Linked DNA regions of Homo sapiens: all the other regions are linked to region 3. A link is a contact called in ENCODE Hi-C or POLR2A ChIA-PET data. All regions are on one chromosome and are shown on one strand. The core of a region is the stretch at or near the end of the contact, and the rest is flanking DNA. Distances in the headings are between cores, read along the strand shown.

Evidence for each region. A loop is a pair of places that touch in the nucleus more often than their neighbours do. ChIA-PET counts read pairs that join two places held with the same protein, here RNA polymerase II (POLR2A). Pooled maps may share reads with other maps.
Region 1: a pooled map shows a loop between it and region 3 (2.2-fold over the local background). The contact joins two enhancer-like sites. A Hi-C loop is called at or near these places in 2 of 50 pooled maps. POLR2A ChIA-PET finds 5 or more read pairs at or near these places in 2 of 52 experiments (Caco-2 and activated CD8-positive, alpha-beta memory T cell).
Region 2: a loop to region 3 is called in a map of HepG2, with 26 times the contacts of the local background. The contact joins two enhancer-like sites. A Hi-C loop is called at or near these places in 2 of 168 maps with a recorded cell type or tissue (HepG2 and mammary epithelial cell) and 7 of 50 pooled maps. POLR2A ChIA-PET finds 5 or more read pairs at or near these places in 4 of 52 experiments (PC-9, Panc1, activated CD4-positive, alpha-beta T cell and 1 more).

The regions. Positions count from the first base shown.
Region 1 is chr15:63,920,987-63,925,607 of GRCh38, forward strand. It overlaps DAPK2 (death associated protein kinase 2), which reads right to left. Exons shown (of 12, transcript NM_014326.5): 9 at 3,830-3,875. Among named protein-coding and RNA genes, the nearest start is that of MIR422A, 52 kb to the left of the region's middle. Within about 2 kb of position 3,147, at least 2 of the 41 ENCODE cell types and tissues checked have a DNase peak (open chromatin) inside an H3K27ac peak, as active enhancers do.
Region 2 is chr15:63,943,490-63,947,568 of GRCh38, forward strand. All of the region lies in intron 4 of DAPK2 (death associated protein kinase 2), which reads right to left. Among named protein-coding and RNA genes, the nearest start is that of MIR422A, 75 kb to the left of the region's middle. Within about 2 kb of position 2,387, at least 10 of the 41 ENCODE cell types and tissues checked have a DNase peak (open chromatin) inside an H3K27ac peak, as active enhancers do; they include PC-9, where a contact is called at or near this core.
Region 3 is chr15:63,607,734-63,612,091 of GRCh38, forward strand. HERC1 (HECT and RLD domain containing E3 ubiquitin protein ligase family member 1) reads right to left here. Exons shown (of 78, transcript NM_003922.4): 78 at 885-1,533. The coding sequence ends at 1,348. It also overlaps a transcript of FBXL22 not described here. Among named protein-coding and RNA genes, the nearest start is that of USP3-AS1, 9.1 kb to the left of the region's middle. Within about 2 kb of position 2,583, at least 26 of the 41 ENCODE cell types and tissues checked have a DNase peak (open chromatin) inside an H3K27ac peak, as active enhancers do; they include PC-9, where a contact is called at or near this core.

The DNA.
Region 1 (4,621 bases), core at 1,897-4,396, 310 kb after region 3:
CAGACCCTGACGGCAGGCCCCTGCAGTGCTATGTGCTTCTCTCCCAGCATGAACACAAGCTGCAGCTCTATCTCTCTGTGATTCTTGGTCAATGTTCAAATCCTTCGCTGGACTGAGCACTCCGTGAGACAGGAATCAGGCCTATTTTTACTAAACATTGTATCCCCAGAGTCAAGCCGGGCATCTGGAAGTTGGTTGGTGCCTAAGTATAATTTATAAATGGATGGATGAATCCAGGTGTGAGCTGCCCCCACAAGCAGGGAGTAAACTTCTGGAGCCTGGCGCAGCCAGGGGAAGCAGAAAGAGCAACAGACTTGTCATTAGAAGGTCTCTACTTTTGCCATAATGATGTGACCTTGGGAAAATCCCATCCTCTCCCTGTTTCCTCAGCTCTAAATTGGGAATATCGTTTAGTCTGCCTCTAAGATAGGGATGTTTTGTGAGGCCATGAAGACACTTTGAACTATACAAGTTATGCCCCTACCCACAAGCTTCTAGCTCAGCACTAGGCTCATATGCCATGCTCTGTTGACATGAGTTGGTTGACTGTCCCCTCCCCCAGAGAAAGGGAGATGAGATCTTATAATCCTTGGGGAGGGGTGCTCAAAGCTTTGGGTCATGAAACGACCATGTGGCCTTGCGCTTCCCCATCTTTATGTTTGCCCTTTTCAAAAACCCTCACGGAACTTCTTAGGCCTTCAAGGCCCAATGGCCTAGGTACATAAGAAAAGGAACCTCCTGTTGAGGACCTTCTGGCCTTTATTCTCGACACAGAGTTGGGGCCGTTAGCCAGAAGAGGAGAAAGGGTGGAGAATGGGAAGACTCCTTCCTTCCTTCTCTCCTGCTTGCAGGCTGGTCTTCAGACAGAGACAGGGATGGGTAGGGACAATGACTTTGCCTTCTGGGACAGAGCTCCTGGGACAATCATCTGCAGGTGTATGCATTCCACCTACACCTGGCAGAATACATGAAGTTGCTTACTTTACCTCTGGGACCTGGACTTTAATATTAAGGTAGATATTTACAGCAAAGCCTTACTACTTTCTCCCATATACCTCATCTTAGAGATGGGCATCCTGGGTTTCTGTTTCATCTGTACTGATTGACTATATCATTTTCCCTCTCTGAGTCAATTTTCTCATCAGTTACATGTAAATAATAATAATAATAATGCCACCCACCTTCCTATCTCACTGAGTTCTTTTAAGGACCAAGTGAGGTCATTTGTCAGACATGAGTGCTTGGTAAGTGAAAAATCAATGCAAACGAAAGGCAATATTATTTTCTCTATGCATTGTAAATCCCTGCTTCTGTAGCAGGAAAGCACCATGCTGACTTAGTTATTCCTAATTAACTCAAATATTACCCAAGATCTACAGTCCATAAGGTATGTAGGCAGAAAGTGAGATATGAACAAATCCTTCATCACAAATCAATTCTCAAGCATTTCCCCAGGGCCAGCCATCCTCCCTCTGCAGAAGGGGACCCTGAGGGGTACTCACTCTCTAATTGTTTTAACAGCTTGGCTGCCCTGCCAGAGCCCTCCCAGAAAACCAGATTGGTGAGGGGAGGTGCAGAATGAAGAATTAACTGGCACCTCAGCAATTCTGGATTCTGTGGAGGGGCTGGAAGGCTATACTACAGACACACACCCCTGCAGGATAATTCTAGCTGGAGGCCGCAGCAGGGTGGATGAGAACATGCTTCTGCAAACCTCTTGGGATGCATCACTGACTGGATTCTGGCGATTAGAGCTTCCAGCCTGCCAGAAATTCCTCAGTGCATGATCTGCTGAGCAGCTCTGACAGGGATTCACTGGTGTCCTGGTAGAATGTGGAGCCCAGGCCCTCAGAGCTCCCACTCTCCAGCTGGAAGCTGCCCACCAGCTCCTGAATCCACTGCAGGTCTGCGGAGAGCTCCTGCCTCAGAATCTCAAACTGGGCTTGCAGATGGTCCAGTTTCCTGGCCATGCTTCCGAGGCTACATCCCGTGGCCTGGATGTCTTCTCGCAGCAGCTTCTTCAATGACTCCACCTTGCGGAACTCATACCTGAGCTGGGACAGGTCATGCCGGGCGCTCTCATTCTCCTCTCGGTACCAAGCTTCCTTCTCATTGAAGATGGAGACCAGGGCCTCCACATCGTCCTGGATGGTATCGTGGGCCTCCACCAGGGCACGGCATCCCAGGTCGACCCGAGCCACGTCTTCCACCACACAGGCAAAACGCTCGAAGTTGACATAGGAGTTGTTGGGAGGCATGCTTGAGTGGCATTTGAGAGTGTACTCTCTCAGGTGCTTGGTCTTCAGCTGGGTGGGCTCTGTCTTCCGCTGTTCAGGGGCTCTGCCTTCTCCTTTTGACTGGTGGGTGTTCAGACAGAAGAATCAGAGTGTTAATTTGCCGCCCACCCCAGAGGGCAGTCCAAAGGGTAGGCAGAAGGCACACAAGCGGCCTCTGGCATTCACTGCATGCGTCAGGCCATGGGGAGAACCAGGGTGGGATGAGCACCTCCTTAGGCCATAAGTGAGGTCAAGGAGTGTGGGGGTGCTGTCTGCATGCTCATTCAGGGCAGAAGGGTCCACAGCCATTAGAGAGAGCTCCACACACATAGCATTTAAGGGGTGCTCACGCAGACAAGCAGGCTGCAGCCAGGACTCCGCAGGCATCTGCGCAGGGCTGGAGCACGCAAGGCCAGGGCTCACGCAGCAGGGCTGAGGAGCATCTCTCCTTCAGGGCTCCTTGGGCCTTCCCCATCCTTCAATGAGCTGATGAAGCTGAGCAGATAAAGCTGACCTCTTCCCAGACGACTCCAGCCCTCCCTGTTCTGTCTTCCACAGGCCTCACCTTCTCTTTGTATTGATTGATTGATTATTATTTTTTAGAGAGATGGGGTCTTGGCATGTTGCTCAAGTTGGTCTTGAACTCCTGGGCTCAAGTCATCCTTCTGCTGCCTCGGCCTCCCAAAGTGCTGGGATTACAGGCATGAGCCACTGCACCTGGCCTGCCTCACCTTTTCTTATCTCCACCTTTCTTATGGTCATTTCATCCTTGCTGGCCTTCTCACATAACAGTTAAGGTGAATGGGAAGTCTGGTGACGTCCCTGGGTGTGCATAGCTGGTCAGTCAGCAGAATTAGGGCCTGAATCCTGCTGAGTCTCACCCTCTCAAAGTGCTCTTCACCACACCAGACCACAAGAGCCTCTGGAAAGCCAGCAGCTGACTGGAAAGCCAGCAGGAAGCCCGACTGCAAGGCGAGTTAGGCAGGGATTCATTTTTTTGCCCTGACTCTCCCCAGAGGGAACAGAATTGCCCTAACAGTGGCTGTCTCTCTTCCCCACCAGGCCTCTGTCTCAGGCCCCATTCCTCAGGGCCTGAGGAGGTGGGTGGCTGATTTAAGTGTCATCCTTGACTTAGAGCCCCAAAAATCAGAAGGAAGGAGGCCTGGTCACAAAGTGGGGGTTTTCAATTGTCATCTATCTTTCTACACCTGGGGAGTCCTGATTTCCACTTGGAGAAGTGGCAGTGACATACCCTTCAACAAAGAACACTGTGTAAGTTGGCCCCAAAGAAAAAGGGTTTCAACTGTGGTTTGTGAGGGTTTCATTTCATAAGTTACCTGAATTTGAGACACACAAACTTAAAATAGCAAGCAAATAAACCTATTCGAATAAGCCCAGGCCCTCTGGGGCCCCTGGCTAGCTTTCATCTGTGCCCAGGGTCAGTGTTTAAAGCAAAGGCCTCTCCATGGGCCCTCTGCATCTGGCTGCCCAGGCCAACCCTGGCGACAGAGCAGGGACCCTTTGCCCATTGGAACTCATGGCTGTGCCCTTACCGTGATCCAGGGGTGTCTGAGAGCCTCTTGGATTGTGAGCCGTTTCCTGCAATGAGGATTGGGAAACAGTGATGATCCATGAGGACAGAAGTTGGGAGCAACCATCTCCGTTCTCACTCTTTTTAGACCTATATTTTGGCATTATTTGGCCACTGCCGTCAAACCAGTGGAATGGAGGATGCAGAGATGGATGGGAGCTGGCTGCAAATCCTGCACTCCAGGGGAAGGAAGCAGTCCAGACAGACCCCTCAATAGAGTGGCCTTGTTACCTACACCCATACTATTAGTCCCAAAGCTGAAAGGCCTAAGAAGAGTCATAAATGCTCCAATGAGCTTCCAGAATCTTCCAAAAGCCAACTCTCCATTGCTAAATCCCTGGTCTGTTTTTCTGTTTGCCTCCTGGATCCGTTCTCTGCCTTTCGCTGCTCTGTACCCAGGTAAGCAACTCTCCCTAGCACTGTTCTTAGACAGGAAAATCAGGGCCCTTGCACTCCAGACAACCCCACTCTGGCCCTCTCTGAAGTCTGTGGGATGGAGAGGACATGGTGTTCTAGTCTGTGGACCTTTCTTCCTGCCCCATCCAGAGCATGCTCTGGGTACCCAGCGCCCTGCAATTCCCTGCCTATTTCCTTCTTTGACCCCACAGCCACGGGACTCACCCTGGCCCCTGGAGAAGGGATAGGGTTAGCATGTCTTCCACCATCCCACTGTACTGACCTCTCTGAGCCTACCAGCTCCTACTCCCAACCTGAACTGGCTTGAAAACCCTGCCACTTAAACTTTTCAAATCTG
Region 2 (4,079 bases), core at 1,137-3,636, 340 kb after region 3:
TTAACCTTTATCTCTCAGGCCCCAAAGTTTGTGCTCCTAACCGCTAGACTAAATGATTCCCCTTCCTTGCTTCTCAGGGGTCTTATTAATCTAGCCCAGGAGGCCGGGCGCAGTGGCTCATGCCTGTATTCCCAGCACTTTGGGAGGCTGAAGTAGGTGGATCACTTGAGGTCAGGAGTTCAAGACCAGCCTGGTCAACATGGTGAAACCCCGACTCTACTAAAAAAAATACAAAAATTAGCTGGGCGTGGTGGCACACGCCTGTAGTTGCCACTACTCAGGAGGCTGAGGCAGGAGAATTGCTTGAACCCGGGAAGCAGAGGCTGCAGTGAGCTGAGATCGTACCACTGTACTCCAGTCTGGGTGACAGAGAGGGACTCTGTCTCAAAAAAAACAAAACAAAAAAAATCTATCCCAGAGAGAAGCAGCAATGCCACTCTGGCCTGGCAACCTGGGGCAACCTCGTGCCTGGCTCAGACACAGCTGTTTTCCTCCTCTGGCACCTGTGTCCTACCCCAGGGTGCCTTTTCTTCTGGTGATGCTTCCATGCAAGTGAGTAGCCCCAGAACCCATCCCTGGCCTCAGGAGCTCCTGAGCAGGAGGTCCTCAAGTCAGATGAGAAAACGGAGGTCCTGGCAGGGCGAACACCCAAGCTGGGTCTGGATAAAAGGATGAAGCCTGGGGGTTTCAGGCTGGAAGGTGGCCGTGGGGCAGTAGGAATGCTCTGTTGGGTCGTCAGGACCCAGGTTCTCGTCCCTACCTTCACCATTCACTTATTGGGCCATTTGGACCAGACATACCCATAGACTCAGACCTGCCCTGATTGGGAGTAAACAGAGGCCATGGCTCCCTGCTATCCAGCCATGTTTCTGCTTCCTTCCTAGGCCACCAAGGTACCTATAGGCTGGCCAGGGGATTTGGGCCCCTAAACCTGAAGCTCTACCTGCTTTCAGACAGGCTTCCTTCTTGCTGTCCCAAGCTCCACTATTAGCCTGATGACAGCCAGGACAGAGGGTAGGGACTAACATTTACAGCATGTTTACTAAGCCAAATTTGATGCTAGTGTTCTATGTGATCCTTGCAGCCACGCTGAGTGATAGGTACTGTTATAAACTCCATTTCACAGATAAGAAAACGGGGCTCACACAGGGCTAAATGATTTGCCAAGGTGCAACAGCTTGTAATGTCACAATCAGTGGGGAGCAGTGGGGTGGGGGCTTCCCTGGCAGTCCAATCCCTTTCTCCCCAACACATCACTGAATCTGGTTAAATATCTTCAGTGGTCCCACTGGCCACCGGAGAAAGTCCAAATGCCCCACCTGATATTTGAAGTAGTCAAGGCACTGACTGCCCCATGCTCTCTTTCCAGCCTCACCACCCATCCCTTGCCTGTACCTGCTCTATATCCCCGCAGGGTGGGCACTACCACTCCACAACGACATCTCAACTCCATCCTTTGCTCTGGCTTGGAATGCCTGTCCTACTCCTCTTCATTTTCAGAGCCTCTTCCCCCTCAACCCTGCCTCCCCTTACTCCCTTACTTAGAGAGAATCTTTTTCTAAAAAAAGAGATGAGATGTTGCCCAGACTGGATTTAAACTCCTGAGCTCAAGTGATCCTCCCCGCTCAGCCTCCTGAGTAGTTGGGATTACAGACATGAGCCACCCTGACCACCCAGCTAACTCCCTTACTTCTCCCTGAGCTTCCCCCAACCCTGTGCTCTAACCCCTCCGTGTTGATGACGCTGGCCTGCTGGCAGTCCTAAGCTGTAGGCTGTCTCTCACAGGTGATGCCACTTTCCTGGGTGGCAGCCTTTTCCCTGAGAAAATTCAAATTGGTTTTAGGATTCCTGGTATCCCCTGTGGCGTCTTGCATCCTGCATGTTCCATTAATATTTGAGGAAATGAATTGAAAGAATCCAGGGCCAGAGGCTCCTCCTTTTCTGCCAGGCCCCGCACCACCACTAGGGGCTCCAGAGTGCATTCCTCCTATAGGGCTGTGATGCGGATGGAGCAGGAAGGAACGGCACTAAGGGAGGGTCCAAAAGGAAGCTAAGGGTCAGCAGAGTGGCAGTTCCCCAGGAATTTGGTCTAAGCTTCTCTGCTTCCACCCTCCCCAAATAGAGCAGGGTGGTGCAAAAGAGCCCAGGCCTGCAGATTGGAAAACTGCAGGTCCAGCTCCACCACCCAAGGCCATGTGAGCTTAAGCAGGCCACGTCCTTTCTCTGGGCCTCAGCCCCCCAACTGTAAGTCAGGCAGTGGATGGCATCCAAAGCCCCTTCAAGCTCTGGGCTCTGCAGTTTCGAGATGGCACAACCTCCCAAGCTGGCTGTGAAAATTCCTACTGCTTTGGGCTCTAAGGCAGGACGTGTAAAGGCGCAGGTCTCCTGGCCCCAGGTCAGGAAGAACAGGCTGCTGCAACCACACACTGCTGGGTCCAAGCCAGAGTGCCCTCTGGGGCAGTCCGATTCTATCCATACTCCCCACTCCTGTCATTCTCCTCCAGCTTTATTTACTTCAACCAAATACTTCACCCACATACCTGACATCACCTCCAAAGCACGGCTGGAGGGAGGGGTCACATTCCCACAGGTGCCGCCACTGCCCAGCCCAGGGCCTGCCTGCCACCAGGAGGCAGAAATACCCTTGTCAAAACAAACCCACCCAGCTCATCCCGCCAGGGAGGCACCCATGGGAGAGGCCAACGTGCTCCTTTGTGTCCTGGGGGATCTGGCCAGAGGTGCCTGCTGTGGTGCCGACCAGAAGGTGGTTGTCCGGTGGGGCACCCATGGCCTGTGGGCCCAGCACAGCGTGTCCTGAAGTCTGAGCAGGATGAAGACACCCTTGGGGGGCTATGTCATAAAGTACAAAAGACAAAGGCAAGTCTGGGTTCAAATCCCAGCTCTGCTGTTCACAGTATGAAAACTGGACAGACACTGGAGCTCTTAGAGGCTCAGTTTCCCATCTATAAAATGGGGGCAAAACCTACTGAGCCACGGGGTTGTTCTGTGATTGAGAGAGATGGTTTATGTAAGGAGCAGCACCCAATGAGATTTCAGACAACAGTGGCTATGTTTGCTCATTCTTTTCTGGGATGCAGCATGAACAGTCATCCCTGGGAGCTCACAATGTTGGGGCTGCAAGGGACCTCAGAGATCATTTAGTCCCTTCATGTCAGAGCAGCCCAGAGACATCAAGAAACTACCAAGGTCACTGAGCAAGGACCTCCAGCCCAGTGCCCTCTCCAGATGCCCGTGTGGCCTGCCTGCTGCTGAGTGAGGCTGCTCTGCTCAGCAAAGCAGAGGCCCAGCCAGGGCTGTGCTGTGGGGACAAGGAAGCTGCCTACCAATCTTCACCAGCCATGTCAAGCACAGCCCCAGATTATTCAGGCAGTGCTGGGCAACCTGAGAAAGGAAGGCCGCTCCATGCTAGGCCTCTGTGGACAGGTTTTGAGGGTGCTCAGCTCCCTGTCCTCACACACTGTCGATGGGACCACAGCCAGCCCCTCCCCACAAGTCTTCAGTGTGGCCCATGCCCAATACGTGCCTCTGTGTGGCATTCAAGGCCCTGCTTCCCCACCTCCTACTCCCTGCCCGCTTTCCCTCTGCTACCTCTCTGCTACCTCTTCATCACCCCATCCCACCCTGCAGTTCACTCTGCTGGAACAGCCTTCCTGACAAGCTCCTTCTCCCCCTCTCCACCCAGTTCCCACACACACTGGAACTTCTTCTATGATCTCCCTCCCCTCCAACACACAGCTAGTTGTCCCCAGCTTGCACACACCTCTGGCAGAGAATCAGCTGCACTACAATTCCTTCCTTACATGTCCTGTCCCCACTATACTAAAACCCCATAAGGAAGGACAAGGGCCTTGCCTTTCATTTCCATCCCCAGCACCCAAGGGCGGCTGGCATTATAGCAGGGCCCAGTTACTGTTTACTGGACAAATAAAGAAATGGGCCAATGCGGTCACATATGCATCTCTCACACATCCTGCTTTTGGAGAATATAGATAATGGCTAAGCATGCACGCCTTGGAATCTGGGTTCGGATCCCAGCTCTGCCATTTATCAGCAGCCTG
Region 3 (4,358 bases), core at 1,333-3,832:
GTCGGCAAAGACCCTGTCCGCGAAGTACAGTGGAAGTAGCCTGTGGCATGAACTTGCTGTAGGTGAGGGAGACAAGCTGTCCACAGGCCTTCCCCTCTTCCTGCACACACTCCAAGAGGCCAAAGCCCTCCCAGCTGCTCTCAAGATGGCCCTTTCCCCCAGAAACACAGGCTCACCCTGATGCTGCTGAACACACACACAGCACTCAGGGCCCGCAGGGGCTAGCTGAGTTTGAGCACCAAGAATGTAACCCCTTCCCCAGACCTCTGCACAATTCTATCATTCAAGGATATGAAAGCCACTCATCAGTTCTCATGCTAATTCACACATTCACTCACTCATTCACTCATTGATACATGCTAAGTGCCTGCTAGCAGTTGCTGGCCTTTCTGTAACACCTTCCACTTGGCTGCCCTCCCCACTGAGACATGTTGTAAACTACCCTGTTCTTTAATTCCATCACGTGCTCATTTTGTCTTTGTAGGTTCTTCATAGGAAGGGCCAGATGGCATTACTGTGGTCCTCTTCCTCCTTGTCTGGTAGAGTCGCCCTCCACATGAGGTAGCTGGGGCTGTCCAGAGAAGGATGCGTGGTACTGAGAGGGGCGGAGCAGCTGAGGGAACAAAGTCAGAGAGACCCAGGATGACAGAAGAACAATGGAAAATAGGGGCTTCCAACCCAGAGGGATCTCCTAGAACCACACGGTTCTCTGATACGTTATTTCCAAGTGAAGCCCACCCTCAATGTAAAGAAATGTTTCTGAATGGGTCAAAAAGCCATCAGAGCAAGACCAGCCTGGAAGCTCATTCTGTTCTGGGCTAATGTCTGCCTCGATGGTAACCCCTAGTCAGAAGCTCCGCAGGAAGCAATACCAAGAGCCACGCTCCAATTCCTGAATCTGCTTTATTTCTCTGCATAAGGAACCCTGAACAGGCAATTCAAATTAAAACAAAATAAATATATGAATATTCATGTAAAACTGTCCTTTCTAATGAACAATTATACACAATGTACAATTTCATGTTCACTGGGTGGATTTACAAAAATGTACCATTCCCAACTAAAAATGCACCAAAATGGTTTCATGCAAACTTATCAAAAGTGACCAAAAATATGGAGGGAAAAACCTGACTGAGAGCACTTCGTTTTTGTTGTTTTTGTACAATCACAGAAAAATAAAAACATCTAATTTCTTTGTTACATTTAGAGTAACTAAATGTGGCCATTGTTTATAATGTTGGTTTATGTTCTTATAACATCTATGTAGTTACCATAAAAGTATATCAACATCAAATCAGAAGTGAGCATTATTGAGGGAGAGAAGGGAGGGTGAGAGCACCCGCACGGTCAGTAGTCAGTGTCGGAGCCCTCGGCGTTGTCCACGTTTCTCGAGAGCATGTAGTTGTCCATGTCGATTGAGCGGCAGTTGTTGATGGCATAGCGCAGGCGCTCGGCCATGACCAGCTGGCTGGAGTACGGGGGCAGCCTCAGCTGGAAGAAGCAGGTCTGTGAGGTAGGCAGACTGTCGTAAGGCTGTGGAGAGAGACCCAGAGCCGTGACTGGGGACATCAGAGTGCCATAAGGGGGAGTGGGGCTGCCCATGACCTCTCCCTGCCTTCAAGATGGAATTAACATGGCCACATGGTTAAGTCAAGTGGACACAGAGACTGGGCCAGATAGAATGAGCTGAGGCCCTACTGCCCCGTGGCCCTCGAGGCTCTGGGTGAAGATGTTCCTTCTTGTCCTCACCTCCTCCAGTGCCTGTGTGTGTAAAGTGAGGAGAAGCTCTGACTGGCAGGATTGCTTGAGAGAATACACTACGCACAGCGCCTGGCACAGGATGAGAGTGTAGTAAGAGGGCACCTGTCCTTCATACCCATCCACCAAGAGGGTGCAGACTGGAAGCCAGCTGCAGGGATGCCCCCACAGAGCAGGTAGAATGGAAAGAACGACTGTGAGGTGCAGCTGGCCATGGGAGCCTCTTTGCCCCCTCTCCTCTCCCTGTCCTCATGTGCATTCTGCCTCCTTTGCAGGCGCCATGGCTGCCTCGCACAGCTCACATAAGGAAGGGGCAGTCAATTAAACTCCAGTCCATCCATTCAACTGACGGTGATGCATCATTTAAAATGATAATTATGATGACTGGCAGCAAAACAGAAAGGTGTTCAGGATACATTAGGAGGTTAAAGGCAGAAAAAATTCTAGATACATCATATAAAAATTTGTACAATTGAGGCAAAGACTATGAGGAATTTCACAAAGGTAAAAATAGCTACTACTGGAGAGACAGGATTATATACGTTCCCTATCCCTCCTTGCAAACATAACTATTTTCTAAACAATTTGTAATAATAGTAATGGCATTATAGTGTTTTTATAAATTTTTAAAACGTTTGCTTAAAAAAAAAAAAAAGAACCTGTCTTCTCTCACTCAACCTCCTCTTGAAATCAGCCCTCCTCCCCAGAGCCCACACCTAGGTAAGCCACATGTCCTGCTATGGGAGGTGGATGGCCCAGCAGCCCAAATGCACCAGAGCCAGTGATGACACAGCTCAACGCAGAAAAACTGAAAGCAGCAAGGAAGGGAGGTGCCACTAGGTGGCTCTGATGACCTAAATGTGAGTACTGTAGAAATGATCTAAAAGCCACAGAGGAACCGACCACGGTAGTCAGTTACTGATGCTGACAACCCTGAGACCGGAGATTAGTGGTGGATTAACTCCTAGAACGGCAGGAGTAGCCCAGGACAGATATAAGGCAAGGGTTGTTTCCAGAGCTGAGTAGAAATGAGCCATTTCCTCCTTCCTACTTCTCTCTGAAGCAACAAAACAGATTTACAACTTACAGTTCTTGGCAAGTCATGCAGAAAATTTATGGAAAGGCTCTTTTATAATCCTTCCTGCACGTGGCTTCTCCAGCAAGCCTAGCCCAGGAGCAGAGCAGCAGCCTGCAGCCTCAGGAGGCAGCACAGGGAGGAATAGCTTTGGCTACACCAGAAAGCCAGACACTTAAACTGGCAGGAAGGGCCTGTGTGTGAAGAGGCCCCACTTCCCTTACTGTTTTCTGAACAAACATCATGGGCCCTGCTCAGAGAACTGCCCAGCTCATGTGGGAGAGAGGGCTTGTGAAGAGTGGGGATGGAGACAGAGGGAGGAGAGGCACTCCTAACTGAATGCAGTAAGTTCTGGGTTTGAGGGCTGTACCCAGTGTTCAGGAGGTGGAGAGAAGGAGTCTGGCTAGGTCTGCCTTCAGCAATGGTAGGGGCACTCCTGGAAAGCATCTAGGAGGGGTTCTTGGAGGAGATGACTGGCATTGGGCTTATAGGATGAGTAAGTGCTTGCCAGAGATAGAAGGAAAGGGGTGTGAAGAAGGACTTACTAAAGCAGAGGGAACAGGTTACATAAAAGCACAGAATTTTAAAAACAGCCTGGTCTACTGGGGAGAAAGGCAAGCAGCCCATTATGACCAGAACATGAGAAGTATCAAGACGTCACATCAGAAAGTGGGGCAGAGGCCAGACTGTGGAAGTGTTTAAGGCAGCTAAGGTCATTGGCATTTATTTCGGAGTCAACAAAGGGGGTCTCTGAAAGGTCTAAAAGGAGGAGAGTGACATGGTCAGACAGGTGCTTAAGAAAGATGACTCTGGCAGCAGTGTGCTTTTCAGACTCTAAGCCCTCTTATTCCTAAGCCATCTGTCAAAATCACAGCTGGGCTGGGGCTCTGCAGCTGGGGCCTTTCATCAGATGGCAGAGATGCAGCCCTGCCTGCTCCACAAGGCACACAACACAAGTGGGCACAGAGGTTATCGTTGCTCCCCACATCTTTGGGTTCCTTCTGGGGCACACCCACCAGTTAATGGTTAATATTTTCATGAAAACAAACAAGGCCATGCCTCAGCACAGGAAGAGGCAGTATGATGATCCTTCTGCCAAGTTCAGCTTTAACTCAGGAAGATGCTGGAAGATTTAGGGAAGGTTGTTGGTTGTAGTATGCTCTCTTCATCCACTTAGGACTCTTCCCACTGAAGCTAAATGATATTTCTAAACAAATTTTACTGCTTGATTTTTTTCATTAATCTGGAAATTCTAAGTATTAATAAGCATGAATCGGCAGGCCTACTTGAGGGTCATAGTTTGTTTTCCCCAACATAAAAGCAACAAGGCGCAGAGGGCCAGGCGTGTTGGCTCACGCCTGTAATCCCAGCACTTTGGGAGGCCAACGTGACCAGATCACCTGAGGTCAGTAGTTCAAGACCAGCCTGGCCAACATGGTGAATCCCCGTCTCTACCAAAATATACAAAAAAATTAGCCAGGCGTGGTGGCACGCACCTGTAGTCCCAGCTACTGCGGAGGCTGAG